Regions from separate parts of the Homo sapiens genome. Here all the other regions are linked to region 3. Evidence: chromatin contacts called from ENCODE Hi-C or POLR2A ChIA-PET data. All regions are on one chromosome and are shown on one strand. The core of a region is the stretch at or near the end of the contact, and the rest is flanking DNA. Distances in the headings are between cores, read along the strand shown. Region 1 holds the start of NOP56 (NOP56 ribonucleoprotein). Region 2 holds the start of PTPRA (protein tyrosine phosphatase receptor type A). Region 3 holds the start of FASTKD5 (FAST kinase domains 5). Region 4 holds the start of PCED1A (PC-esterase domain containing 1A).

Evidence for each region. Hi-C counts contacts between places; a loop is a spot of excess contacts on that map. ChIA-PET counts read pairs that join two places held with the same protein, here RNA polymerase II (POLR2A). Pooled maps may share reads with other maps.
Region 1: a map of CD8-positive, alpha-beta T cell shows a loop between it and region 3 (9-fold over the local background). The contact joins the promoter of NOP56 here to the promoter of FASTKD5 in region 3. A Hi-C loop is called at or near these places in 2 of 168 maps with a recorded cell type or tissue (both CD8-positive, alpha-beta T cell), 4 of 37 single-sample maps with no recorded cell type and 9 of 50 pooled maps. POLR2A ChIA-PET finds 5 or more read pairs at or near these places in 2 of 52 experiments (Caco-2 and T-cell).
Region 2: a map of naive thymus-derived CD4-positive, alpha-beta T cell shows a loop between it and region 3 (2.7-fold over the local background). The contact joins the promoter of PTPRA here to the promoter of FASTKD5 in region 3. A Hi-C loop is called at or near these places in 1 of 168 maps with a recorded cell type or tissue (naive thymus-derived CD4-positive, alpha-beta T cell), 5 of 37 single-sample maps with no recorded cell type and 13 of 50 pooled maps. POLR2A ChIA-PET finds 5 or more read pairs at or near these places in 3 of 52 experiments (H1, activated CD4-positive, alpha-beta T cell and activated naive CD4-positive, alpha-beta T cell).
Region 4: a loop to region 3 is called in a map with no recorded cell type, with 4 times the contacts of the local background. The contact joins the promoter of PCED1A here to the promoter of FASTKD5 in region 3. A Hi-C loop is called at or near these places in 1 of 37 single-sample maps with no recorded cell type and 5 of 50 pooled maps. POLR2A ChIA-PET finds 5 or more read pairs at or near these places in 2 of 52 experiments (activated B cell and activated CD4-positive, alpha-beta memory T cell).

Annotation. Positions count from the first base shown.
Region 1 is chr20:2,649,990-2,656,565 of GRCh38, forward strand. NOP56 (NOP56 ribonucleoprotein) reads left to right here and starts at 2,643. Exons shown (of 12, transcript NM_006392.4): 1 at 2,643-2,674; 2 at 2,853-2,942; 3 at 3,290-3,404; 4 at 4,425-4,586; 5 at 4,760-4,958; 6 at 5,336-5,523; 7 at 5,606-5,757; 8 at 5,945-6,045; 9 at 6,412-6,560. The coding sequence starts at 2,672. MIR1292 (microRNA 1292) reads left to right here and starts at 2,788; the gene lies at 2,788-2,853. It overlaps LOC105372505 (a long non-coding RNA gene), which reads right to left and starts at 2,475. Exons shown (of 5, transcript XR_007067502.1): 1 at 2,371-2,475. It overlaps SNORD110 (small nucleolar RNA, C/D box 110), which reads left to right and starts at 4,223; the gene lies at 4,223-4,297. It also overlaps SNORA51 and SNORD86. RefSeq lists a silencer at 2,127-2,766 and enhancers at 3,267-3,356, 5,471-5,988.
Region 2 is chr20:2,870,969-2,878,502 of GRCh38, forward strand. It overlaps PTPRA (protein tyrosine phosphatase receptor type A), which reads left to right and starts at 2,513. Exons shown (of 24, transcript NM_001385305.1): 1 at 2,513-2,792. RefSeq lists enhancers at 629-1,260, 1,261-1,890, 1,891-2,522, 2,523-3,152 and silencers at 1,637-1,776, 2,397-2,466, 2,647-2,696, 2,707-2,986.
Region 3 is chr20:3,156,709-3,163,411 of GRCh38, forward strand. It overlaps FASTKD5 (FAST kinase domains 5), which reads right to left and starts at 3,157. Exons shown (of 2, transcript NM_021826.5): 1 at 3,058-3,157. UBOX5 (U-box domain containing 5) reads right to left here and starts at 3,157. Exons shown (of 5, transcript NM_014948.4): 1 at 3,058-3,157. LZTS3 (leucine zipper tumor suppressor family member 3) reads right to left here. Exons shown (of 5, transcript NM_001365618.1): 5 at 5,909-6,703.
Region 4 is chr20:2,836,344-2,843,269 of GRCh38, forward strand. It overlaps PCED1A (PC-esterase domain containing 1A), which reads right to left and starts at 4,312. Exons shown (of 8, transcript NM_022760.6): 1 at 3,868-4,312; 2 at 3,446-3,590; 3 at 2,849-2,928; 4 at 2,501-2,739; 5 at 2,253-2,403; 6 at 1,889-2,135. The coding sequence starts at 3,569. VPS16 (VPS16 core subunit of CORVET and HOPS complexes) reads left to right here and starts at 4,402. Exons shown (of 24, transcript NM_022575.4): 1 at 4,402-4,484. The coding sequence starts at 4,432. RefSeq lists enhancers at 1,838-2,137, 3,614-4,145, 4,679-5,210.

The DNA of each region.
Region 1 (6,576 bases), core at 1,393-3,892, 510 kb before region 3:
TCACCCTTACATTTAGTGGCTGAAAACCGCAATGTACTATTTGTCACAATCAGGGTAGACAAGATGCAGATGGTGGTTCTGCTGGTCTTGTTTGGGGCCTTACATGGCTGCACTGAGATGGTGACAGGGGCTGGGACACACAGGATGGCTTCACCCACACGTCTATCTTGGCCATTTGTGGAAACTAACTACCATAGGTGGTATTTCATGACCCTGTAAGCACCCACAAATTGCACCTGGTTGGATATTCTGCCTTAGAAAGATCATTCTGGCAGTAGAAAGTGCCTTGAAGGGGAAACCAAAGGTTTTGTAAAAAGTCTACTTTGGTGGTGAAGACCTGAGCCTAGACAGGAGCAGTGCACCCAGCAAACAGTCCAAGCGGAAGGCAAAGATGGTCTACTCCACCACAGGTTGCAGAGATGCCCCCTGGATAACTGGATAACAGTGTCAAGGATAACAGGAGTCCTGTGTTATCCCACTAGAGTCAGACTACAAGTATCAGGGTGAGATATTTTATTGAAGGGATGGAGATGAGAAAACCGAAGGAAACCTTTTAATGTTCATACCACATCCATATCTGATCACAAGCATTGGTTATCTCACCAGCAGAAGCACTTTTCTTCAGCCATCTCTGTAAGTCAGCAAACTACTTCATGACAGCTCCTTTGTAACCAGAGGACCCAAATTTTTCCAGAGTACGACTGGTTACCTTTTGGCTCATTGATTGACCCTCAGGTTTTTTATATTCTGATTTAACACACAAAAGTGTGTTCATATAGTTACATATATATGTATATATGAAAAATATTTGTGTACATATTTCTATATATGTATGTAGAGCTGAGACAAAAGTTTTACAATGAACAGCACCTTACTCTAAGCAACACACTCTTATTTCTATTCGCTTTAATCCTTTTTCTTTTTTTTTTTTTTTTTTTTTTTTTTGACAGAGCCTTGCTCTGTTGCCCAGGCTAGAGTGCAGCCTCTGCCTCCCGGGTTCAAGCGATTCTCCTTCCTCAGCCTCCCGAGTAGCTGGGATTACAGACATGCTCCACCACGTCCAGCTAATTTTTTTATTTTTTGGTAGAGACGGGGTTTCACCATGTTGGCCAGGCTGGTCTCGAACTCCTGATCTTAAGTGATCCGCCTGCCTCGGCCTCCTAAAGTGCTGGATTATAGCCCACCCAATCCTATTTTTTTAAATGCTGTCCATTAATGCATTCTGACTTCTTGCTTGAAAACCCCTGGTTTAGTGGATAAGCACCTGTAACTCCAGGAAGATTCAGGATTAAGGGCAGAAATAATGAAGTAAATTGAAGTATTAGCATTAGTATTTTCCATTACATTTTGGAATCGTCTATTTTGATGTATTCACGACGGTTAAAATAATTTAACATGCTAATGTATGGATTAACTTGGCAATTCCATTTTAAAATATTAAATGGAATAACGATTCTGACTCGTAAGTAGACATGTGTAACAGAATTCAACCACATCTGTAAACCATATTGAAATTATGAGAGTAAGATTTACCAACCACATTTAGGTTTGACATATTAGATTTGTGAGTGAACTATGTACTTGGATTTTGTCAAGTAACTCAATCGCTTAACAAAATAACAATTAAATGTATAAATGCAGTTTATAGCTATACATTATTTTTAAAAATCCCCTTCGAATGACTCTTTAAAACATACCAGGGGATACGCTACTTAAGTATAACTAGGTTTTGGATTTATAACGTTAATATTAATTATTAAAGCAAAACTCATTTCTAAAGAGTCGCCTGAGTGCCCAAAAGACGCCCTCAAGGACAGGGAAGCAGCTGCGATTCACTCAGCGATCACCAGCGCCCAGAATTCAGGGCCGCCCAAGCGGAGGAGCAACACGTGGCCCAGCAAAAGGAGCTGGGTCCCGTGCAGCACAGCAACAAGAAACTGGCCTAGGAAGACGCTGGAGCGTCTTTCTTTCGCACGTTACTGCCTGCTACAGTCATTTAAAAAAAAAAAACCAAAAACAAAAAAAAGAAATAAATTAATAGTACGAAGAAAACTGCGCGAGCTACATTCCCAGCAGGGTCTGCGCCAGAGCGCGCCAGGCACCGCTCCCGTTACGGGTGGGAGGAAAGGATGCACCGCCCACCCGGCGCCGGGGAGGCTCGTCCCCGAGTAGGGGACGGGAACGCCTGGGTCCCGGGGACGTGGGGCGCAGGGTCTGGGGCCCGAGGCCACGGACGAAGCGGGAAGCCGGCTAGGCAGCGGTCTCTGTCTGGGATGGACGCCGCGCCCCACGCGGACCTCCCGCCCCGACTTCACCCAGCTCTGCTGCCCGTAACTCATATGACAAGAACATCAGGAACCGGACTATTACCCCGAAAGGGCCTTCCCAAGTCGTTTCGCCGCCTGCAGTGCCCGACCGGGGGCCGCGCGTCCCCGGCAACCACGCCCGCCCGCGCAGCTGCAGAGGCCGGAAAAGGCCCGCTCGCCCGCGCTCGGCACCACCCAGCCCGCGCTCCGGGCGATACCACCCTGGGCGGCCCCTCCAAAGGCCGGAGATGGTGTCGTCCCCGGCCTCCGATTGGTCGGGGGGGCGGGGGCGTGGCCTCTGGAGCCTGGTTCCGCGCGCCGGAGCGCGCTAGCCGCATTGCGAGCCGAACCCGGGAGCTGGCGCCATGGTGAGGAGTGGTTGCGGGGCGCGGGCGACGCGACGGTGGGGGTTTCGGCCTGCGTTCGGGCCGCAGACAGGGCCTGGGCCTGGGCCTGGGCCTGCGCCTGCGCCTGCGCCTGCCCTGGGAACGGGTTCCGGCAGACGCTGAGGTTGCGTTGACGCTCGCGCCCCGGCTCCCGTTCCAGGTGCTGTTGCACGTGCTGTTTGAGCACGCGGTCGGCTACGCGCTGCTGGCGCTGAAGGAAGTGGAGGAGATCAGTCTGCTGCAGCCGCAGGTGGGTGAGATCCGTGGGCTCCTTTGGCGGCCCCGCAGACCCTCATCGCGCGGGTCCCAGCATGCACAGCGCGCTCCCACGTGGCCGGCCGAGCGGTTCGGGGCGGGGGGACGGGCCTGGAAAGCTCTAGATCCGGGGGTCTTTACCTTGACCCATGGGTAGAATCGCTCTAGCAATTAGAAATAAGCCTCCCGGACGCCGCCCCCGAACGATTAAAGCAGAAGCTGGGATGTGGGGCCCAGGTATCAGCATATTTTAAGAGCTTCCAAGGCTGAGAACCGCTGCTTGACTGCGCCGCAGAGGCAGGAGGGAGGGAAGGAAACCACTTAGCCTCTTTCTCCCCCCAGGTGGAGGAGTCTGTGCTCAACCTGGGCAAATTCCACAGCATCGTTCGTCTGGTGGCCTTTTGTCCCTTTGCCTCATCCCAGGTTGCCTTGGAAAATGCCAACGCCGTGTCTGAAGGTAAGTCGGCCACCGCCAAGTGTCACAGAGAGATGTGGTTCCTTTCGGTATCCTCTCGGGCAGCTTGTGATAGTATTTGCCGTCCTTGGCTGGCTCTGAGTCTGATAGGCGTGAGGCAGTATTTGAGCCATACAATGTGTAATTTGAAATAATTGTCTTCACAGAGCTCAAGGTCTGGGAACTGTGCTAGACCAAACTGTTTAAGCAGACGATGTGGAATGTGTGTTAACGTTTCCTTGTGGGCACTGTAGTGACAAACTATTTTTTATTTTTATTTTTTTTGAGATGGAGTCTGTCCCCCAGGCTGGAGTGCAGTGGCAAGATCTGGGCTCACTGCAACCTCTGCCTCCCTGGTTCAGGCGATTCTCCTGCCTCAGCCTCCCGAGTAACTGGGATTACAGGCCTGTGCCAGCCACCACACCCGGCTAATTTTGTATTTTTGGTAGAGACGGGGTTTCACCATGTTGGCCAGGCTAGTCTCCATCTCCTGACCTCGTGATCCGCCCGCCTCGACCTCCCAAGGTGCTGAGGTTGCAGGCGCGAGCGACGGTGCCCGGCCGACAAAGGGGGGTTTCTTAAAGGGGGTCGGCTTAACACCTACTTGTGCCTGAGGTTTTGCCTAAACACAATCAAGTGTCTGGTTCTCTGCTTTCTGTTCGATTGGAAAGGGCAGTTGGGTAAACACAGGCTGAGAAAAAAAGGTTTGGTTCCAGAAGGCAAATTCTACGAAATACTCGAGGGTGTGTTACAAGCTATTATTTATTGCCCACTTGTGCTATCAGACCTGAATGCAGTTGTTCCCATGGCTGGGCCAGGCTTTGCAGTGATGACTTGCGAATCAAATCTGTCAATCCCCTGAGTGCAATCACTGATGTCTCCATGTCTCTGAGCAATGCCTGATGGGGAGGGATCTAGGTATGCCATCCCAGCGTGCTCGGTGGGACCAGGGTAGTCAGCTGAGGGATGTTAGAGTTGATCGTCCTTCAGCCTGTTAGTGGGAACTGTGTTCTTTCCCCTGAGGGGTTGTTCATGAGGACCTCCGCCTGCTCTTGGAGACCCACCTGCCGTCCAAAAAGAAGAAAGTACTCTTGGGAGTTGGGGATCCCAAGATTGGTGCCGCAATACAGGAGGAGTTAGGGTACAACTGCCAGACTGGAGGAGTCATAGCTGAGATCCTGCGAGGTGAGACCATCATCTGTTATATTCCTGTTATCCTGGACATTTTGGGGGAGGAGGTTCTGGAAACTTGGTTGCTTGTTGTGATTTCTGGGAAGGCCTTCAGGCTGGGCTGGTGCCCGTGGGTGCGGGAGCTAGCTCAGAGCCCCTTGTTGCTCACCGTCTTGCCCTCTTCTTAGGAGTTCGTCTGCACTTCCACAATCTGGTGAAGGGTCTGACCGATCTGTCAGCTTGTAAAGCACAGCTGGGGCTGGGACACAGCTATTCCCGTGCCAAAGTTAAGTTTAATGTGAACCGGGTGGACAATATGATCATCCAGTCCATTAGCCTCCTGGACCAGCTGGATAAGGACATCAATACCTTCTCTATGCGTGTCAGGTAAAGTGCAGGGGCCACCCATAATACTGGAGCCTTTGGTCTGTAGTTCAGTTAATTTTGAGTCTTGATGAGGACTGACCATCCTGTGGGTAGAACCATGTGGGCTGGGGCTGGGTGTAGGCCTCCTGGTGCTTACCACAGGCTGTGTTCTTACACTGACTGTATAGAAAGAGGAGGTAGAGTAAACCTACCCCATATACACCTCAGCTCAGGCCCTGTGCCTGGTCTGTATTGTGAATGGGGGAACATAGAATTGAGGAAGATTTGGATCTTTGTCCCATTTCCTCCAGGCAGAGTAGGTGTGGAGAAGGCAAGGCTGTAGCTCTATGGTTTTTGATGAAGCAGCTGGGCCAGGGAGTGACTGTGGCTCTTTGCAGGGAGTGGTACGGGTATCACTTTCCGGAGCTGGTGAAGATCATCAACGACAATGCCACATACTGCCGTCTTGCCCAGTTTATTGGAAACCGAAGGGAACTGAATGAGGACAAGCTGGAGAAGCTGGAGGAGCTGACAATGGATGGGGCCAAGGCTAAGGCTATTCTGGATGCCTCACGGTCCTCCATGGGTCAGTGCAGAGCCTGGCAACCTGCATAAGGTATGGGGCTCTAAATAGCTGGCCTCTTGCATTCACACTTGGTTTTTCCTAGGCATGGACATATCTGCCATTGACTTGATAAACATCGAGAGCTTCTCCAGTCGTGTGGTGTCTTTATCTGAATACCGCCAGAGCCTACACACTTACCTGCGCTCCAAGATGAGCCAAGTAGCCCCCAGCCTGTCAGCCCTAATTGGGGAAGCGGTGCGTCACAGGGGACTCAAAAATGGGAGAATAAGGACTGTTGCCATGTGCACCTGCACTGCTGTATTTCGTGACCCACCATGTCTTCCCTAGTTGTGCTTGATGGGGAGGTGGGGAGCAGGGCTGTCGTGCAACTGGGCAGGTCAGCAGTTCATTTCTCTGACTGCTTCCTTGACTCTCTCTCCAGGTAGGTGCACGTCTCATCGCACATGCTGGCAGCCTCACCAACCTGGCCAAGTATCCAGCATCCACAGTGCAGATCCTTGGGGCTGAAAAGGCCCTGTTCAGGTACCAGTGAGGGCACCTGCCCACAATCAGGTGCCACTTCTGGTGCCCACTGCTTGTTGGGGGATCACGGTGATGGCTGACCAGGGCTCCCTGACCTATACAGGCCTCTGCTATGGGGGTGATGGCCAGTCCTGGTGTCTGAGTGATTCCCAGGGCCCAGCAAAGGGACCAAGTTTCCAGGTCAGCGACATTGGATGCCTTCCCTCTGCCTCTGGGAGCTATGGGTTGGCATGCATTGGGGTAGAGATCCAATCTGGCCTGAGGCTCACTCAGGACTTCGGGGTGAGAGGAGGGGAGGAGCTGAGCTGCCTTGGCTAATGGGGTTGAAATTTCTGATCTTAAACTCTCCACTGAATATTCTCTCAGAGCCCTGAAGACAAGGGGTAACACTCCAAAATATGGACTCATTTTCCACTCCACCTTCATTGGCCGAGCAGCTGCCAAGAACAAAGGCCGCATCTCCCGATACCTGGCAAACAAATGCAGTATTGCCTCACGAATCGATTGCTTCTCTGGTATGGGTGGGGGGGC
Region 2 (7,534 bases), core at 1,263-3,762, 290 kb before region 3:
GGGAGCTCAGGACACTCTGGGAGCCAAGTAGGATGGAGGGCTGGGCAGGTCTCTACAGGCAGGCAGCTGAGGAGGGGGCTCTGTCTTCTTCCAATGGAAACAGCATCTGTGTGGTTGCTGAGCTGAACCCTCCTTCCCAGGGTCTCCAGGGTCTGTAGTTCTCCTTGGTCTGTAGTTCTGTCACCCCTGTGCACACCCCACAAATGCTTTGACCATAGTGCAGCTGTCTCATGGGGAGAGAAAGAACTTTCATTTCCTGAGAATGGGTTACTTGCCAAGCTGAACATGCCTAATTCTCAATACAGCCCTGGGAAGTTCCAGGAAGAGTTGCAGAGGGAGGCTCAGGTCACCCAGCACATGGTGGGGCTGGAAACCCCGGGCTCTTTGACTACCACGCCCAACAACAATTTTTCCAAGTGTGGTCATATCCAAAAGGGGTCCTTCAGATAATCTCAAAGATGAACACTTACTGCAATCACTATTTCAGTTATATTAAAAATATAAGTAGCATGTCAACCCCTTCTAGGGTAATACAAATAAAAAGTAAAAAAAAACTAATCAACAAAAAGAAACATATTAAGAAATAATAGTGTAAATTAGATATAAGGCAAAAGTAAGCTGGTGGGGTTTGGTTCTAGAGCATAGGGCTGCTATCCCAGCTACTGAGGTACCTCCTGCGTTTGCAGTCATTACTTGTTAGGGGTTTTCACACTTTGACTTCCTGCTTTTCACTTTTCCATTCGGTGTTGCGGGATAGATTGAGTTTGGACTTAAGGGGATATGTGAATGTTGGGCGTGGGGAAGGATCCACCCTCACTGGGGTCTGAGCGTTAGGAGAGTAGGCGTGTGGACTCTGGGCCTTTGGGCTGGAGTGTCTATTGGTCAGAGGTGTCGGGTTCGGCCATTTCACCCTCACCTCTAGGCTGGCCCTGCTGAGAGGGAGAGAGAGTCACAACTCCCACTCAAGGAGAGACTTCCCTGCTGGGGAGGGGACGGCCTGAGGCCCGCCCCACCCATATTCCCAGGCCCTGGCTCTGGTTAGCATGGACTAACTTATTCCACAATACGGAGGAGTGGGGCACAGAGTCCCTAACTGGCGCCCCAACAGAAGGCGGTGGTGGGGACCGGAGATGGTAGGACTGGAGATGGTAGGGGCTGCTGATGTGAGCCCACAATACGGAGGAGTGGGGCACAGAGTCCCTAACTGGCGCCCCAACAGAAGGCGGTGGTGGGGACCGGAGATGGTAGGACTGGAGATGGTGGGGGCTGCTGGGAGCCCCTTTTGCGCCGCAGTGTTTCCTGCCATGAAGAGTTGCCGCCGGTCACAACCCTTCCCCGGGGGCGCCCCGAATGTGGGACTCCTTCCGGCCTGGGGTGCGTGAGGGGGACTCAGGGGTTGCCCGGTCTGGAGGAGAGACTCGCCGCCACCTACCCCGGGAACCGCAGACTCTGGGTCTGGGATAAAGCGTCCCCTACCCGCAAGCTCGGTTTGTGCGCTACTGTGCAATCTGTCTTTTGCCTGCAGACGCCCAGCCGCTCGCCCTGCGCGGGTCTCGGAATGTCCAGGGGTCCCTACTGGGGATCACAACCCGGCGAAATGTCGCATTTGCCACCACCTATCTCGACTGCGTAATCGGCTTTCAGCCGCAGACGCTCAGGTCCTGCAGCACCCGCGGGGATCCGTGTAGGAACCTGCTGCCGCTGGATGGACTGAGCGATTGCTTCGCGGGTGTCACGCACCAGACGCCGTGCCGGGAGCGCCGGGAAGGGGGTACGCGCCCCAACCCCGGCCGGGGGAGGGCGCACTCTGGCTCCTCTCTGCGTTTTGAGCCTCCCCTCCCCCGCCAGGCGTATCGCAAAAGGCACCTCCATCGCAGAGCACCATGTGTTGTGCTTCTACTCAGCTCGGTGGCGAGCGGGGCCCCAGCATGCGCATCTGGAAAGCGGGGGAGATTACCCTGGAGCTCGGGTGGGGACGGCGTGGGCTGACTTGATATAAGACGACACCCACGGAGCCAGATCCGTTCTAGGGACTTGGCAGGTTCCTCTCCCTCCCCAGTGAGATCCGTCGTTCTTTGCAGCAATTAGGGGAGGGAAAAAAAAGACCCACAGTATCACGTTTGGAGAGGGTTAGGAAGATGGCTCTCGAGTTGCAGGCCGCCCTGGTGGCTAGACATTGGTGTAGTTTGTGCCTGGCCTCGGTTTCCTGATCTGTAAACTGGGAAGAAGGCCCAAGTCATGAGGCCTGTGACTGTAGAATGGCTGAAGGCACTGGTGCACTCGCAGCCGGTCCTTCCGGGGTCCAGCTTCCCGAAGGACTGGGCAGCCCCGGGGCGAACCCCTCTGGAGCTACCAGGAGAACGTGCGACCGGGTTCGGCGCCCCAGCCGGCAAGTGAGCGCCCAGCGGAGCGCAAGGGCGGGGCCCGCGCGGGCCGGAGACGCCCGTTCGCTGTCGGCCAACCAGCGCCTGTCTCTGAACAGCCAATGAACACGCGTCTTACAGCCAAGGCCGGGTCGGGAGCGAGGCTGCGGCGAGTGCGGCGCTGACAGAGACGCGCGCGCGCGCGATCGCGCTCGGACCCCGGCCGCTGCCGCCATCACTGTCGCCCGCCCAGTCGCCCCTCAGCCGCTTCCCCTCGCCATGGAGGCGAGGCCGCCGCCGCCGCCGCGGGGCTCGGAGCCGCGGGCCGGGCGGCGGCCCTGAGGGCTAGTGGCGGCCCGAAACGCCGCCGCGGAGCCGAGGCGGAGCCGCTGTCCTCGTCCCCAGCGGTCCCGCCCAACGCCCGACTCTGTGAGTGTTCGCGGCCGCTGCGCCCGGGTGGGCTCCGGAAGGGGGAGCGGCTCCCGGGGGCGGTGGGAGGGGTCCCGGGCCACAGCCCAGAGCCCGGAGCCCGAAGCCCTAAGCCATCTTTTCCGGGTAGAAGCCTGCGGGCGCCTGCAGGTTGATTGTGCATCCTTGCGGGTCCGTCGCGGGGAGGGGGTCCCCGGAAACGTGCCGGCCCGAGTGCCGACCCCTCGCGACTGCCCAGGAACTTTGCATGCGTCCTTCTGGGACCAGGCCAGGGCACTGCCAGAGTTGATTCTCAGAGAAGAAACTTAGAACGGCGAGAACAGAATTTGCTCAGGTCCATTTAATGGGAGGAAAGAGGAAAACTCTTGGCATGAGAAAATTTGCTTTTGCAGTGACCAACTTTTCTTTCCCTTCAAGTCCACCTCCCTCGGTCCCCCGGCCCGTCTCCCAGGCCCCTCTCCTTGCCGCCCTCTCCCAACTGTTGAGGCTGTTTAAGAAGGGAAATAAGGGCTGAGAGCTGCCCAGAATTCAGAATAGGCCAATTGAGAACGCAGGTCCCCTCCCTTTTTACTTTCGGTAAATAAAAAATTTTTTTTGAAAAAATTAGTTACTAATTATATCTCCTGAAGATTAAAAAAAAAAAATAGCAGAGCAGAGTCCTGTCTTGAGGGTTTCGTTTTTATTTTTGAGATCACTGATGATATTTGTAAGACAGGAAAAGAAGAATGTGCAAATCCACCCTCTGCAGGGTGAACGCCATCAGAAGCCTTTGCTCAGGAGAGGGATTCCGGCTCTAGAACCAGTCCACATCACCCTGGAGATGGCTTCGTTTGCCACCTGCTAGCTGTGCAGGCAGCCTGAGAAACAGAAGATGGTGGGCGAGAGGAGGACTGACTAGGAAAGGGCGAACATCTTCCTGCCTGGCCACTCCTTTCAGAAACAGATCTGATGCTGTCACTTGTTTACTTAAAAACTCCCTCGCTTTTCTTTTTCCCATGGGATGAATGAAGCCTAAAATGCCTTATCAGGTCATACAAAGCCCTTGACAATCTTGCCTCAATTTACTCCTTTACTTTTAGCCTAATCGGATCCTCCAATTCTCCTTCCCCTCATCCCGCTTGCTGGCTAGTATTCAGAGCTGCTTGACTGCCCCCTCACATGTTGGGATGTTTTTGTTTTATGTGATCCTCTTTCTTCCCCACCTTTACCTGCCAAGCTCCACTTTTTCTTTTAAAGTTCTTCTCATTTGAGAAGCTTCTTGCGGGCAGGAGCTGTGTCTTGCCCACCTTTCTATCTCCCGTGGTGGGAGAATCCTCCAAGTTGTCTTGTAGATTCTTTCCAATCTCTTCTCTCTTATGCCTAGGCTCTGTTTATTTCCCGGTATCCACTTCCCAAGAGATTTTTTCGTGTTTTGAAGGCCTGCTTGGAGTACATGCCCAGGACTTTTAGTATTTCTGATTCCCGGCTTCCCCATGTCCATCCCACCCAGCCCCCATAAGCAGTCAGCAGGTGGGAACTGGTAGGTCCCATATCCCACTGGCCTCCAAAAAACTGTCTCTGAAAGACTAAAAGCCCTTCAGTCTCTTTTCACCTCTGCCTGCTCAAAGTGACCTGGCTGATACCGTGCATTGTAAGGCATGGTGGGATCCCGGGGCCTGTTCTCTGTTTAGCCACTTAACATCTGGGTGAAATACAGAACCAGAAAAACCACCCCTCTGACTTCAGTACATTCATGTGTCTTCCCTTTGCCAGGTGAATTGCTTGGGATACAAAAGTGAGGAAGTCAGTCCTTAACCTTTGAGGAACTCAGAGTCTAATGTAGGACAGGTGGATATAAATACATCACAGGTGCTATAAGATTGTGATAATAATAATAGCTATTTTTTATTTGCCTTGTGACAAGCTATGTAATGTTTTCCATGAATTCCCTCAGTCTTTTCAACAGTCATAAAAGGGCTTATTCCTACTCTACAGGGTTGGAAACTGAGGCCAAACAGTGGGCAAATGAGGGAATAGTCAAGATTTGAATTTTGGCCGTGTATTTGCAGAGCCTCTGCCAGGCTGTGTAGGGAGCATCCCCTGCCTGGGTGATTTGGGAAAGCTTTCCTGGGACGGGGGGGCCTTCGGATCATGAAGGATGCATAGGAGTTTGCGCGTGGTGGACTGCACACATAGGCAAGAGGGAGCAGCACAAGCAAACTTGGTGGTGGAAGGAATCCACTGTCCTTGGGGAGGAGGGAAGAGGTTAATCATAGCTGGATCAGGTAAGGACAATGGAGAGCTACTAGAGGATTTAAAGGAGGTCAGGGACTTGGGCTGAAAGAATTTTGGAAAGATCATTTGGGGGCAATATAGGGCCAAATGCAGATGCCCCTGCAATATAGGAGGCACTGGTTGGGTCTGACAGAGGTAGAGTCACAGCCTCTTAGACCCAGAGGAAGGTGTAGAGAGAATCCTGCTCAATTTTGGGAAAAGATAATTAATGCAGATGAGAGAAAAATTCAAAAGTTCTAGCAATACAAAAGAGTATATAGAGAAAAATGTCCCTCCTACCCTGGCCCCAAGTCTCCTGTCTCCCTAACCTCCTCCCCAGAGATGGCTGAAGTTTTCAGTTTATATGGCCTTCCATAGACACTGTTGCTTTATAAATATGTGCCTGCTTATCCATACTCCTCCCACCATGGGACGTACCACTCACACCTTACTGGGTTTTTTTACTTAACATATTTAGGAAATCATTCTATTATCAACATATATAGAGAGTTATTTGTTCTTTCTGTTGACATGCTTTTACTTATTTAGTTGTATGGCTGTACTGTAACATCTTTGGGTTAAATATTTGTTTCCAGGTTCTTCTCTTACAGCAATGAATGTCCTTGTACATACTGTGTTATGTGCTCATTTGCAAAGTTATCTGAACAATATGCTTTTAGAAGTAGAATTACTGGGTCAAGGGATATGTCTGCATTTTTGATTTGCAGACATGGAGCCAAACTGCCACCCGTTTCTGGGGGGTTGTACCAATTTATCCTCTCCCCCAAAGTGTATAGCTGGATAGATGATCTTTGGAGAATTCAGGAGGATCAACTACGATGCTTTTTCAGCTATTATATGCCTACTTTTCCTCCACAAATCCTCCCCCACCCTATGCGATTCTAGCCAGTTTCTTTGAATTTACAGAGGGAGATGTTGAGGCTCAGAAGGATAAAAGTAACTTGTGCAGGATGATCAGTGCGGGTGGTGGTGGGTGTTTTGTTTTGTATTTTTGCACCCCTCATGTTTGTATTTGCCAGCACCTTTCATTGGAGGTGCTCAGTGTCAGTTTGTAAACATTATTGCATTATTTTTCTCCATTTTCACATGGAAAAAAATGAGATGCAGGGGAAGTTTGAGTTATGAGAGGGAAACTGGCCAAATATAGAATCTTGTCATTTTACTTCCAGTGCAATAATAAATGTTTCCAAATGACAAAGCTGAAGAGATGTTTTTTGTTTGTTTGTTTGTTTGTTTGTTTTTTGAGATGGAGTTTTGCTCTTGTTGCCCAGGCTGGAATGCAATGGCGCTATCTTGGCTCACGCAACTTTTGCCTCCTGGGTTCAAGCGATTCTCCTGCCTCAGCCTCCCGAGTAGCTGGGATTACAGGCATGTGTCACTGTACCTGGCTAATTTTGTATTTTTAGTAAAGACGGGGTTTCTCCATGTTGGTAAGGCTGGTCTTGAACTCCTGACCTCAGGTGATCCGCTGGTCTTGGCCTCCCAAAGTCCTGGGATTACAAGCATGAGCCACCGTGCCCGGTGAAGAAATGGTTTTTTAGTGAGTCTGAGTACAACAAAAATAGCAATAATATAACACTAACTTAATAAAACTGAACAGCAGGCCCAAAAATAGCCCAACATTAAAATTTATTTTAATGTATTCTCTATGGAAAAGAGAATCCATTAAATGTAAAACTATTTATTTTACTCTAAATTCACATCCATTTGTGTCAGTGTACAAGACATAATTTTTATAGTAGCAGTCAGTACATATAGAATATGATTTTTGAATTCTTCAATAGCATAAAATATTTTATATTTACTCATTTAAGTATTTGTTCATTTAAAATCACAGGCTGGGTGCGGTGGCTCACGCCTGTAATCCCAGCACTTTGGGAGGCTGAGGCAGGTGGATCATGAGGTCAAGAGATCAAGACCATCCTGGCCAACATGGTGAAACCCCATCTCTACTAAAAATACAAAAATTAGCTGGGTGTGGTGGCGCGTGCCTGTAATCCCAGCTACTCGGGAGGCTGAGGCATGAGAATCACTTGAACCCAGGAGGCGGAAGTTGCAGTGAGCCAAGATCTTGCCACTGTACTCCAGCCTGGCGACAGAGCGAGACTCCGTCTCAAAAAAAAGAAAAAAAAAATCACAGTATAGTATTCCATGCATCGACAGCTGTAGTTTTTTTTAAATTTGTTTTTGTTTTTTTGAGACAGGGTCTCACTCTGCCACCCTGGCTGGAGTGCAGTGGCATGATCACAGCTCACTGCAGCCTTGACCTCCTGGGCTAAATGATCTTCCCATCTCAGCCACCTGAATAGCTGGGACTGCACAGGTCTGTGCCACCACGACCAGCTAATTTTTTTATTTTTTGTAGAGACATTTTTATGTTGCCCAGGCTAGTCTTGAACTCCTGGACTCAAGTGATCCACCCGCCTTGGCCTCCCAAAGTGCTGGGATTACAGGTGTGAGCCACCACT
Region 3 (6,703 bases), core at 1,907-4,406:
GAGCAGAGCCGAATAGCTTCATTTTAAACTAGAGTCTAGAAGTTAGAGGAGGGGGGCCAGGCAGAGGAAGGAGCGATGCTAACTGTAGACTGAGTATAAGACACCTTAAACACATACAATTTACCACTTACCAGATCTGATCCCTCAATTCTAACACTTTTCCTTTCTATGTCCCAATAAAATTGCCACAAATAAATGAACACTCCAACCCTATTCTTGTCTCAGCAAATAATTTGTTGAGCAACCTTAAGAATTAAAAAGGCAAAAAAACTGGCTAGACAGGTGGCTCATGACCATAATCCCAGCACTTTGGAAGGCCGAGCAGGCAGATCACGTGAGGCCAGGAGTTCAAGACCAGTCTGGGCTACATGGCGAGACCCTGTCTCTACCAAAAAAAAAGGGCAAAAAAACCGAACTTTCTCTAGGTGCTGAGGTATTCTGCTGAGAATCTACAAAACTTCAAAGCCCCTAGTGAGGGCTTAGAGACTGGCAGTAAGGACCTTAGCTGTTAATGTGGATGTTAACTGGGCTAGACTCTTCTGTGTTTCTGTTTCCACACGGGAGCAGGGCCTCAGAGAGGAGTCTACCAGTACTGCGAAGGTGAAGCACTAGTGCAAAGGTGTTTAGGTCAAGTTCAGTGTCACTCGCAGGTCTAAGCCAAACTAAAATTATTCAGTCTAGCAATCCATCCCTTCCTTTTTGTTCTAGACTCCATGCTGATAGGAGAAAAACAGCACATCACAAACATTTGTGAAACTTTTTCAGCTACACAGCCCTTCCGCTTCTCTTTTAAGACTCTGCTATTCCTCTATCAGAATGGCAAGAAGGATGTGGGTAGATATAGTATGACTAAGCCCTGTAGATGATTCTGTTAGAGCTACTGCTTTTAAAGGGTTTCATAAAACCCTGTCTTTAGAAAACCTCTCCATATAACAACAGGCAGTAGGCACTCATGTCCTCTCAGCCCATCTAAATGGGGCTTCTAGAGGAATTACAAAATCCAGGCAGGTAAAGAGAAGTAGCTGCATGCACACAGTCGTCATAAGAGAAAATTCCCAAATAAATGGTCCAAGTACCTATAACTGTTAGCTCAATAAACACTTGGTTTTATCTGCTTTTACAATTTGCAAGGCTGTATAGAGGCTGTATAGTACATACTTCAGACAAATAAAGAAGGAGTTTCAGAATTCTTTTGTTTTTTTTTTCAGACAGGGTCTCGCTCTGTTGTTCAGTCTGGAGGGCAGTGGTGCAATCTCCGCTCACTGCATCCTCGACCACTGCCCCCCACCTCTCACCCCGGCAACCTCCCGGGCGAGGATCGCTCAAGGATCTCAAACGATCCTCCCACCTCAGCCTCCTAAGTAGCTTGGACTACAAGCCCACCACCACGCCTGGCTACATTTTGTTTTTTTGTGTGTTTTTTTTGTTTTTTGTTTTTTTCGTAGAGACAGAGTTTCCCTATGTTGCCCCCAGGTTGGTCTCGAACTCCTGGGCTCAAGTAATCCTTCCACTTCGGCCTCCCAAAGTGCTGGGATTACAGGCATGAGCCACCGCACCTGACCTTAGAATTATTTTATATCAAAGTTGACTTATTCACATGATGAATGGCAAGGCCTTATTAGGGACTAAAAAAATAAACCAATGGATGGGGAAGAAAATCATACTGACTAATAAACATTAGACCTGCATAACTGCCAAAGGCCTCACTTTTTAAGTTATGTTATGCAGCACAGAGTCTTCAGATTTTATTTACTTATTTATTTATTTATTTATTCATTTATTTGAGACGGACTCTCGCTCTCTCGCCCAGGCTGGAGTGCAGTGGCGCGATCTCGGCTCACTGCACACTCCGCCTCCCGGGGTTCACGCCACGCTCCTGCCTCAGCCTCCAGAGTAGCTGGGACTACAGGCGCCCGCCACCACGCCCAGCTATTTTTTTGTATTTTTAGTAGAGACGGGGTTTCACCATATTAGCCAAGATGGTCTCGATCTCCTGACCTCGTGATCCGCCCGCCTTGACCTCCCAAAGTGCTGGGATTACAGGCGTGAGCCACTGTGTCCGGCCCAGATTTTATTTTAGTCTACCAGGTAGTAGCAAACTATCCAAGGACTTGCCCAGGACCATTCAGGTCAGTGAGCTACAGAATCTAGTTCTGGAAAGGCAGCCATTCTTACTATTCACAAAGTGTAGAAAACGTGAATTCAGATTCCAGCAGCAACAAATGACTGGAGCACAAAACGCCAGCCACAGTTGGTGCTAACGCAGCTGGCTATCAGCTCCACAGGATGAAGCACTGTCCAAGGGTCTGATCAGTGAAGCATCACCCAAGACTGATGAACACAGCTGATATGAGGGGACCCAAAGTTCCCTGAGTCAAGACAGAAGAGCTGTGTCACGGTTTGCACAGAAAGAGAAAGAGCAACTATTCTTACCCACGGAAAGAAAAAGGGAGAAGGCCATCAATACTACCCTTAGGCTTGTGCAACGAGAAACTGCTAAAAATGGGGGGAAGGTATATATCCTATCATACTGATGTTTACCGAAGACTCCGCATCCCAAATGCTAAGCAACATACTGTAGGGCCTTGCTACTCAGTGTGTGGTCTGCGTGCCAGAGGCTTCAGCCTCGTCTGGAATCTAGTTAGGAACACAGTTATCTCAGAACCCACCCCAGTCCTACAGAATCAGAATCTCTAAGCGATTCGCAGGCACATCAAAGTGTGATGAGAGGCGCGGCAGAATATCTGACTACATTCTCTTAACAGCACCGTGAGACAAGTACTGTTACGATCTCCATTTCACAGAGGAAAAAAAATCAAGGGTCAGATAAGCCCCCTGCCAAAGATCACAAACTCAGGAGCGGCGAGAGTCACTGAAGTTCTCACCACAGCCAGGCCTGCGAGAGGCACTGGCAACCCAGGCCAAGAGCTGAACAAGGCCTCGATGCGCTCCAGCTCTGGGCCGGCCGGGAGGACAGGAGGCACAGGCCAAGGCCCAGGACGGTCGTGAACGCGGAAAGAGGCCGCCGCGACCTCCTCCCCGGCCGCCGCCACTCACCTGATCCTCCCGAAGGTGGGCGCCGCAACACCAAACCGGGGACGCCGCGGGCGGCGGCGACACAGATACTGGCTCCTCCGGCGACTCCGAGCCTCACAGCCCCACTTCCGGCCAACTGCCCGCTACTTCCGCCTGCTGCGCGAGTGACGGATGCGGCCGAGGCTCAAAAGACTCTGTCAGCGTTTCCCAAGGACATTTTCCACTGGAGGACGTTGTTGAGGAGGCAGGGGGAGTCTAGGACCTGCAGAGGGAAAACACCTTCCTGGATGGATCGCTCTGGAAGTCATTAAGCAGCTTAGTCCCGGCGCGGTGGCTCACGCCTGTAATCCCAGTACTTTGGGAGGCCAAGGCGGGCGGATCACCTGAGTTCAGGAGTTCGAGACCAGCCTGGCTAACGTGGTGAAACCCCCGTCTCTACTAAAAATACAAAAATTAGCCGGGCGTGGTGGCGCACGCCTATAATCCAGCTATTCAGGAAGCGGAAGCAGGAGAGTCGCTTGAACCCGGGAGGCGGAGGTTGCAGTGAGCCGATATCTCGCCACTGTACTCCAGTCTGGGCACCCCTGTACTCCAGCTCTGGGACACAGAGCGAGACTCCATCTAAAAAAAAAAAAAAAAAAAAAAAAGTAAGTAGCTTAGACACATGTTCAAATCTGAGGACCACCACTCAGGGTTTTATGGCCTTGGAGAAGTCACATAAATTCATTCTTGTTATATTATTATTATTATTTTCATAGAGACGGGGATGGCAGTGTCTTCCTATGTTGCCCAGGCTAGTCTCGAACTCCTGGGCTCATGCAATACTGCCGCCTCAGCCTCCGAAAGTACTGGGATTACAGGTATGAGCCATCGCACCCGGCCCACATAAATTCTCTAAGCCTGTACAGTGAGAAAAACAATACATTTTTTTTTTTTTTGAGACAAAGTCTTGCCCCATTGCCCAGGCTGGGGTGCAATGGTGCAATCATGGCTCACTGCAGCCTCAACCTCCTGGGTTCAAGTGATCCTCCTGCCTCAGCCTCCTGAGTAGCTAAGACCACAGGCATGCACCACCACACCTGTCTAATTTTAACAATGCATTGGTCGGGTGTGGTGGCTCACACCTGTAATCCCCGGTGTTGGAGACCGGCCTGGCCAACATGGTGAAACCTCGTCTCTACTAAAAATACAAAAAAAAATTAGCGGGGCATGGTGGCGTGCACCTGTAACCCCAGCTACTTGGGAGGCTAAGGCAGGAGAATCACTTGAACGCAGGAGGTAGAGGTTGCAGTGAGCCGAGATTGCACCACTGCACTCCAGCCGGGGCAACAGTGAGACTCCATCTTTTTTTTTTTTTAATGCATTTATAATAGAGATGTATCTGTAAAGTGCTCTCAGGAAAAGAGCTAGTGACATGATGGATAGATGAGCCTGCTGAGAGAAATGGATGTGGAGCTGGGGCTTAGCGAGGCCAGAGCTATGGAGCATGAGCCAGGGTGATTCTCCACCACCCTAAGAAGGAGGGCTGGGTCCTACTGGGTACATATATTGACACAGCTGTCAGTATAGGTACCTAGACAAGAAAGAGACTCTACTAAACCTCTACCTATCAGAAAGTCCTGGCCCCAGGCTGCCATTCCTGAGGGCACTTGAGATCTGCTGATCAGGGTCTTCATATCTTGTCAATGCCTTGGCTCTAAGGGGTGTGAAGGAGAGCTGAGAAATCATGCTCCCTCCAGGGCCTATCTTGTAGGGAAGACAAAATCAATGTAGGAAGAACACGTCCCTGCCAGGAGGGGCAAGCCTGACATCCCAACTCCTGAGCTCTGGAGACAGCGCTGTTTGAATATCTGGAGCCCCAGACCACAGACACCACTGCTTAGGGAGGGTTCTCTCCCTCAGGCCAGACCAGGGCAAACACTATTCATTGTTATGACTCTGTCCTTGCCAGTAGAACCCAGAGAAAGCAGAGAGCCTGCCCCCAAGGAATGAACCATGTTTGTTCCTAGGCAGCCATGACAATCCTGTTTCTCTTTGTAATACTCAAATTCCCATTCTCCCTTGAAGTGGGAGGAGCATGTGGCTCAGTTCTGGCCAACAGGACTTAAAGGGAAGGGTCCTGGGAGGGCTCTGGGAAAGCTTTTACTTTTCATGATAAAGTAGGGCCGCCTCAATGTCTTCATGGAGCTGTGGCAGCCACTTTGTGGTAAGGAGGGAACAACATGCCAAGGATGGAACAGTGGGAGGATGAAAATCTAGGTCCCCGAGGATCCAACAACCATGACACCACCTCCGGATTTCTTGTCAGGTTGGGGAAAAATAAACCACTCTTTGAGGTCCTTTGATTACTTACAGCAGAGTGCATTCTTGATTGTGTGCTTTGAGAGGATGACAGAGGAACTGTTGTAAAGGGAAGCTCTCTGCTGTGCAGCACGCTTGGGTCCCTTTTGCCTTTGGGGCTTCGCCATTAATTGCAAACCTGTTCCCAGTCTTCACTTCTATCCATTCAGCCCGCAAACATCTACCAGTTGCTGTAAGGTGGCTTAGGCGACTGCAGGCTGCATCTAGCTGTCCTGCGTCACCTGTTTTCTGGCTAGCAGCTTAGTGTCCAGATTCTGAGCTGGAGCCAGCTTTTAACCCCTTTGGCAACAGTCTGAGCTGAAGAGAAAGCCCCACTGGGCATATACATGGCACCACGACTCTTCCCGGGCAACGTGGCAGAACTTGGGCTTTGGGCCAACCTCCTAGCACGGCCCAGTGAGCACCTCCAGTCTCATGCCTCCTCTGGGAAATCTGTTTACTCCAGCTTTGCCCCCATCCCCCACCCGGGCCTCACCTCCCGCACCTGCAAAGACACAAGCAGGCCAAAGAATACCACTCAAGAGGCTTTTTCCGTTTTATTTCTTTGGGAAAGGAAAACAAAAAGTCTTTCCATCACATATGGTAGAGATATATATTTATATATATTTATATATAATTTCTTTTGTGGTTGGACGTCCCAAAGCTGAGTCTGTTCATATTTTTTTCTATTTTTTTCTTACTAATGCCTTCTCTTCTCCCTGCCCCTGTGGCCTAGGCCCAGGTTCTAGGGCAGGTACAGTGAGGGGTGAATGGAATGGGCAGTGGTCGCCAGGATGGCCTCCCACCCAGCTCAGAGACCTGGTGAGGACCACCCAGAAGGGCTGTGCAGAGGGTTAGAGGCCACACAGAGGGGCACTCATGTTTTTGTGGGGGATGCACAGCTCATTAAACAGTCACCAGTCATGGGAGGAGGCTGGTCAGGGGCTAGGGGACTTGCTCACAGTAGTTGCCAGCTCTCTCCACCTTGCCCCCCAAAACTCAGTCTTGGGGGTGGGAGGAAGAGAGTGAAAAAGAGAGAGATATAAGGGCTGAGGGCCAAGCCTCCTCCAATTTTTATTGCTGGTGAATTAGAAATTTGCTTTTCCCTTCCTGTCTTGGGGAGATAGACTCTGAGAGGGCCCCAAGAGAAGCAGCTGACATTGGCTGACCTAACCCCTCATGCCAGGCCTACCCTGGGCAGGTGCTGAGCCACCTCAGGGCGCCAGGAACCTCTCAGGTCAGCCTTGTTCTTCAAGGGCAATCACATCCAACTCTCCCCCCGCCCCCAAAACAAGGGCCTCCGGCTCAGACTTGGGCCAGTGGAGCT
Region 4 (6,926 bases), core at 3,062-5,561, 320 kb before region 3:
CTTGGGAGCCAGGCTGCCCTGAACTCTGGCCATCCACACTTCTAAAGCTCTATTCCTTCCTCTTGGAGAGCAGAGCCACCAGGCTGGAGCATCCTTGCCCTCTACCCAGTTTTCCTCATTCCCTCTCATTTCAGGCCAAGCCCAAAGTGTGTTCCTTCTCTCTTACCTCTCAGACTTACCTTTGTTCTAACCTACACTTCCCTCCAGAGCCTTCTTTGTTTGCCCAGGTCTTGTATCTAGCTTTTTCCTCGCCCACCTCCTCCCCATAGACCAGTAAATAAGCCAAACATAAAGATCCTGTTATTCCCTTCCCCAACAACTTCCTTTTACCATCCAAACTTCCAAAAGGAATGTTTTGCCCAATTTCCACTTCCTCCTCAATTGCTCACTCCCTCCTTTAATCCAAACCCATGCCCTCAACACTTTTCCTACTAAATGTAACCACTTGCTAACAAATTCCCTTCTTCTCAACAGTCATGTGACACTGCCAGCAGCCTCAGTCCTTCCTAAAAGTGCCCCTGCCCTCATCTCCTTTTGTTTCCGCCATAGCCCCTCTTTCCTGCCAATCCAAAGCATGAGCATCGTTCTGTCTCCCTCACAGCTGCCACTGTGCCCTCAGTTTTAATCTCTCTGCTGGGTACCAATGACTGCAAATCTACTCTGTATTTCCAAAGAACCTCAAATCAATCTGCTGTGACCAAACTCACCAACTCATCCTTCCACCCCAAATCAACTCTCCCTTTTCATGGCCCTAACTTCTGTAGCTCCAAATTGGATTTCAAAGGCCTAAGCCATCAAAACTAGCCTTACAACCTTCAGGGCATCCCATCATTTGCTGGGGATCAATTATTACATCTAAACAAGAAAATGGGGATGTTTAACCAAAATCTGTATTCACCTCCCTGATGCTCCAACTCCTGGCTACCAAGTGTTACAGGTCTGTCTCTATGATATTCCTGGACTCTCTGTGCCCCCACATCCTCTTGTGCTGCCATAATCGGCCTTCTAACATGACTCGTGCCTCCCATTCAACAAATACAATTCTGTTGATACTGTGTACAGGGAAATTGTGCTAGACACTGGGGCTGAAAGGGGTGAGTCGTCAACAAGTGCAGCAGGAAACTTGCCCTTTAAGGACACGATGCAGGGGAGAAGCAGCCATGGAGACAATCAGCCATGGTGCCCTCTTTGTGTGCATGCAGGGACTAGGGTGTTGACATGGAAACAGAGGTTCTGCAGCAGAGTGTTACAGTTGAGATGTGATGGGGAGCAGTGCCTCAAAACAAGGGGGAGTGGGGCCCTCAGAAGCCTCCACCAAAGGCCCAGAGATGGGGCCCGAGGAGAGCTACACCAAGCTGCACCAGTCACAGTGGGACTCTGAGGCTGAACTAAGAAGCCTATGGAACACTGTCCATTGAGCCCAAGTCCATAAGGCTGGCCTTCCCGATGCAACATCCCTGTTCCACACCCTGCCAGTTGACTGTACCCCCACCCCCCAGCTGTGGGCTTCTTTGCTTCTGCCACACTGCCTGGATGGCCCTTCCTCCCTGTCTTTCCACTCCTCACACCCATGCCCCATTTCTTTCCTGTTAATCTGTTGGGTAGGACCCTTGCAACATGCTGCCTTATGTGGTCAATACTTGTACAAGCTCCTTCAAGCACACAGAAATGACTACACAGCCAGACTGTAGAAAACTGGAACTTGGACAAGAATATTGCTCCGATGATCTAACCCTCCTCAGGGGTTGAGGAAGGTGCATGCAGAAGCCACAGGAGTCCTTCAAGGGACCTCTACTTCCCTTGAGTGGCTGTGTCCCATTCTGTTTCTGAGCCCTGTCCTCTGAGGGCCCCAGTGCATCACTACCCCCCCACTTATGGTAGGGCTCACCAGGGGGATAGCCACGCTTGGGCAGCTCCACGCCCCAGGCGTCAGCCACATGGGTCAGAAGCAGGTGTGAGAGGTGGCGGTGTGCATGCTGGTCCCAGTGGACACCATCCCGATGACGGTGCTGTACTGCATGCCGGAAGTGAAAGTGGAGGTCTAGGACATCAAAGCAGTGGTCCCCGGCCAGCGTAGCACTGTAGAAGTTCCCTTCAACCACATCCCGCCGCAGGGAGCCTGCCAGGGGCTGGAGCTAAGTGAGAAAGTGCAGCCTCTAAGAGCCACAGAACGCAGCAGGGTCTGAAAGCAGGGTGTCCTATCTACCAGTCTGCTATCCCATCTCTTGTCCTGATGGGCCTCAGTCACTTGCCTCTGGCAGGAGGAAACCCCCAGTGATACGTTCCCCGAGGGGCATCGCCATGTTCCACACCAGCAGGCAGGAGTCTGGCAATACTTGGTCCATGCGCACAAACACCCGCTCCAGGTTCTCCCGGTAGCTCTCCATTGAGCAGCGACCATATCTGTTGGATAACACACAGGGTGGGCAAGAGCACAAGGGTGGACTGCCTCAGCCGTACTTCCAGCCCCAACCAGTATTCCCCTTTCCCTCGCCCCAACCTGGAGAGATCCCAGAGGCAGGAGTTGATGATCACCAGGTCCGGGGCAGGTCCATATGTCAGCTCTTCCAGAACATCCTCAAGGTACTCGGAGTAAACACGAGTGAGGAAGTAGAAGCGCACAAGGTGGTGGCCAGAGCCCGAGCAGAACTGGCGGACCTCACGATACTGTGTCCCGTTGTGCAGCTCGCCCAGCTGGCCCCCAGCCACCAGCTGGTCCTGTTCAAAGCTCAGCTCCCCCTACCCACCCCCCCCACCCTACTGGTCAGACCCATGCCAGGGAGGAGAACCCTGCCAGGCCAGGGTCTGTGCCCACCCACCACTGACATGGCCACCAAGCTTCCCTCACCTTGGCTTTCAGCTGGGCAGCTGTGAGCAGTGAGTCTTTCTGGAGCAAGAGCACCAGGTCCTTGTACACAGCCCTCTGAACTGGGAGGAGACAGAGATCCCAAGGCTGAGGCAGACCTCAGCCTGCCCCAGCTCCTTCCAAGTCCAGGACCCCATTTTCCCAGGGCTGAGGTGCCCGACACCAGCTCTGTGGTTGACTTAGACGCAGGAGAAAAGATGAGGTTAAAAAGTCCTGGCATTGCCTCTGTTCTGTGTGCCTCCTGGCCAGCAGTATACAGTGACCCAAGATCACCTGGCAGAAATTAAGTCGGCCAAGTCACCCAGGAGACACACTACACAATGCAACGCTTTCGTGATGGAAATTATGGGGAGCTGTCAGGGCGAGAAATGCTGAGCAAGGATGGGCTAAAAAGTGCACAGGTTATTACACCTGTCAGGACTCCTGTGGAAGATGTGTGGGACATAAAAAGAGAAAACCTACTGGACGGAACAGACCAGAAGACAGACAAGAGATGTGAGATGGAAACAAATGGTCCAGACACACTGAACGGGCTGCAAGGTGTGGGACTGGAAGCGTCACCCTAGAAGAGGCACTCACTGGAGTCCCCCAAGATGACCACGAACTTGTTGTGTAGCAGCTGCTGGACTTCCGAGGCCTGGAAGTGGACCATGTCGCTTCGCAGCGGGCGGCGCGGCTCCTCGCTCGACAGACAGAAGACCATGCCGCCACCAGCAACGACAGGCTGCAGGGAGAGGCCACTAAGCAGCGCGATGGTGGGGACTCTGGGCAGGTCAGCCTCAGGGCTAGCCCCTCCGGGGCTGCTCAATGCTAAAGGGAGGAGGTGACGGCAGCAGAGCCATGGTGGCGCCAGCCTTGGTCACACTTGGTACCAGAGGCAGGGGGTCGTCCAGCCAGCAGGCCTCCAGGGCACTGGGGAGCTTCCCGCGCGGCGCCGCCCTGCGCCTCGCCACGTGCCCGCCGCCGTCCCGCGCATGCGCGCACCCGCTCGCGCCAATTACCAAGTCCCGGGGCTCCGCGGTGTTCACCCGCGACCCGGGTATGCCTGCGCACCGCGCGCCTGGCCCGCAGCGGGCTCCTAGCCAAGCCTCATGTTCCCGCGCCCCAGTCGGCCAGTCGGTTCTGCAAAGCTCCCGCCCCGCAGAGACCGTGGGTCCAGGTTAGCCGTCGGTGCACAGCCCAGCGCCCAGCGCTCTCCATGCGAGCGTCGCTGTGGCCCCGACGGCGCCTCAGGCCTCGGCGCCTCGGGCTGCGACGCTCACAGCTTCCACTTCCGTTCACCCATGTCCCGCCCTGAGCGACCCCCAGTGCCCGAAGGGAAAGCAAGGCGATGGAGGTGGCCGCCACAGGGCGCAGGAGCCAGGGCTGGGCCCACTTGGCGGGCGCGAAGCCCAGGTACGGGCTGGGGTCTCGGGGCGGCAGCCAAGTGAGGCTGCCCACAGTGGTGATGGCCGCGGCGGCGGCCTCGCCACGTGACCCGGACGGGCGGAAGCGGAAGTGCCGGCCTGGAGCCCGCTCTAGGTGGGTGTCCCCTCGGTGCTTCCCAGCTGCCGTCTGCACCAGCCATGGACTGCTACACGGCGAACTGGAACCCACTCGGGGACTCTGCCTTTTACCGGTGAGCTGCCCCGCCCTCCCGCCCACGGCCTGGCTTACCCTGCTCGCCCGCCGGCTGGAGTCTCCCGGCGGCGTTCGCCCCTGTCACTACTGGCGCTGGGGTCCGCCCCGCGCCGGCTCTCCCCGAGCGTCTGCCACTTAGCGCACAGCCGCCTTTGGGCAGGGAGCCGGGCCTTCCCCTGCTCCAGAAAAGGAAACTGAGGCAAGCACAGTGGTCACCCCGAAGCCCAGGTCTGTTAGCCTCCGGAAAGATGCTCAGATCTCGCTGAGGGAGGCAGCTCGCGGGTGACAGCGAGTGCCCAGTCTCCTGCCGGAAAGTGCTGCTGAAGTCAGACCACAGGGGCGCTCCGAGGGGGGCGGGATCGCACGGCGGGCGGGGTAACAGTGCTGACCAAGGCTGGGAAAAGGGGGCGAGTCGTCCGTGAATCCCGGAACAGCGGAAGTGGGAACCCCTGGGTTAGGGCAGCCCGCCCATGGGAGTTGTAGAGTCCTAAACCACGGATTTTTCTAAAGTGTAAACCCGTTACATCGTTACCCAGATTAGGATTTTCCCATAGCTTCCCTAATAGGAAAAACTACGAACTTCTCGTGGAACGTCTATCTGTAAGGCAGCCCGTTTGTCTCTCCAACCTCATCTACCGCTCTCCTACCCAAATCTTGCGTTCCAGCTGCGCAGAATTACAAGGCCCTAACCAGTCTGCAGTTTCTGTGGATACTGCCATTTCTCTCTTTATCTCACTGAAGAATTTTGCGCATCCTTCAGGACTTAGTAGTTCAAGGGTTCTTTCTGGAACTGTGCCTGATTCTCCCCCAATAGAATCCTGTGGGCCTCACTGGGCCCAGTGCTAGGGTCTTTTAGGTATGGTCTATTTGTATATTTAGGCGACATTTGTATAGGTTTCTTCTGCTAAACCAGGCTCCTTCAGGGCTGAAAGCATTTTTTTTTTTTTTGACAGAGTCTTCCTCTGTTGCCCAGGCTGGAGTGCAGGGGCACTCGGCTCACTGCAACCTCCGCCTCCCGGGTTCAAGGGATTCTCCTGCCTCAGCCTCCCGAGTGGCTGAGACTGCAGGCCCCTGTCACCACGCCCGGCTAATTTTTGTATTTTTTGCTAGAGGTGAGGTTTCACCATGGTGGCCAGGCTGGTCTTGAACTTCTGACCTTAAGCAATCTATCCACCTTGGCCTCCCAAAGTACTGGGATTACAGGCGTGAACCACTGAGCCCGGCCAAAAGCATGTTTCTTGCTTCTCTTTATCACCAGTGCATATTTAGAACAGTGCTTGCTATGTAATAATTGCCCATTAAAGTTTTTTAAAAATATTTTACTGGGCCGAGCTTTGTGGCATGTTCCTATAGTCCCAGGTACTGGAGAGGCTGAGTTAGGAGGATCACTGGAGCCCAGAAGTTTGAGGGTGTAGGGACCGATGTTAGAACCTGTGAATAACCACTGCACTCCAGCCTGGGCAACATAGCATACTCCCTCTGAAAAATTAAAAATATTATTTTAGGCCAGGCGCAGTGGCTCATGCCTGTAATCCCAGCACTTTGGGAGGCCAAGGTGGGTGAATCACCTGAGGCCAGGAGTTTGAGACCAGCCTAACCAACATGGTCAAACCCTGTCTCTACAAAAATTAGCCAGGCATAATGGCAGGTGCTTGTAATCCCAGCTACTTGGGAGGCTGAGGCAGGAGAATCGCTTGAACCTGGGAGGCGGAGGTTGCAGTGAGCCAAGATAGCGTCATTGCATTCTAGTCCAGGCAACAGAGTGAGACTCCGTCTATATATAGATATATCTATCTATATCTATCTATAGATAGATAGATATAGATAGATATATAGATGTATCTATATATATATAGATACATCTAGATGTATCTATATATAGATAGACATATGGATGTATCTATCTATAGATACATATAGATGTATCTATCTATAGATAGACATATAGATGTATCTATCTATAGATAGACATATAGATGTATCTATCTATAGATAGACATATAGATGTATCTATCGATAGATAGATGTATCTATCGATAGATAGATAGATGTATCTATCGATAGATAGATAGATATATGTTATGGATTGCAAGTAAAGATCACAAAGACATTGCATGGGGGTCTTACTTAAATAGAAGACATTTGTTTGTGCTAATGAAACTGTATACCATTCTCACTGACATATTAAAACTTTTAAATGTAATTTTTGGTACCTAATGTGATATACTTCCTAGATGGACAAGTGCCCTGTGGCAGTTTTTAGAGACCTGTTGCATTTGTTGTTTATTTATAATTCTCTCTTAGAAATATGCCTGTGCAATTGGCCGAGCGTGGTGGCTCACGCCTGTAATCCCAGCACTTTGGGAGGCTGAGGCAGGCAGATCACGAGGTCAAGAGTTCGAGATCAGCCTGGCCAACATGATGAAACCCCGTCTCTACT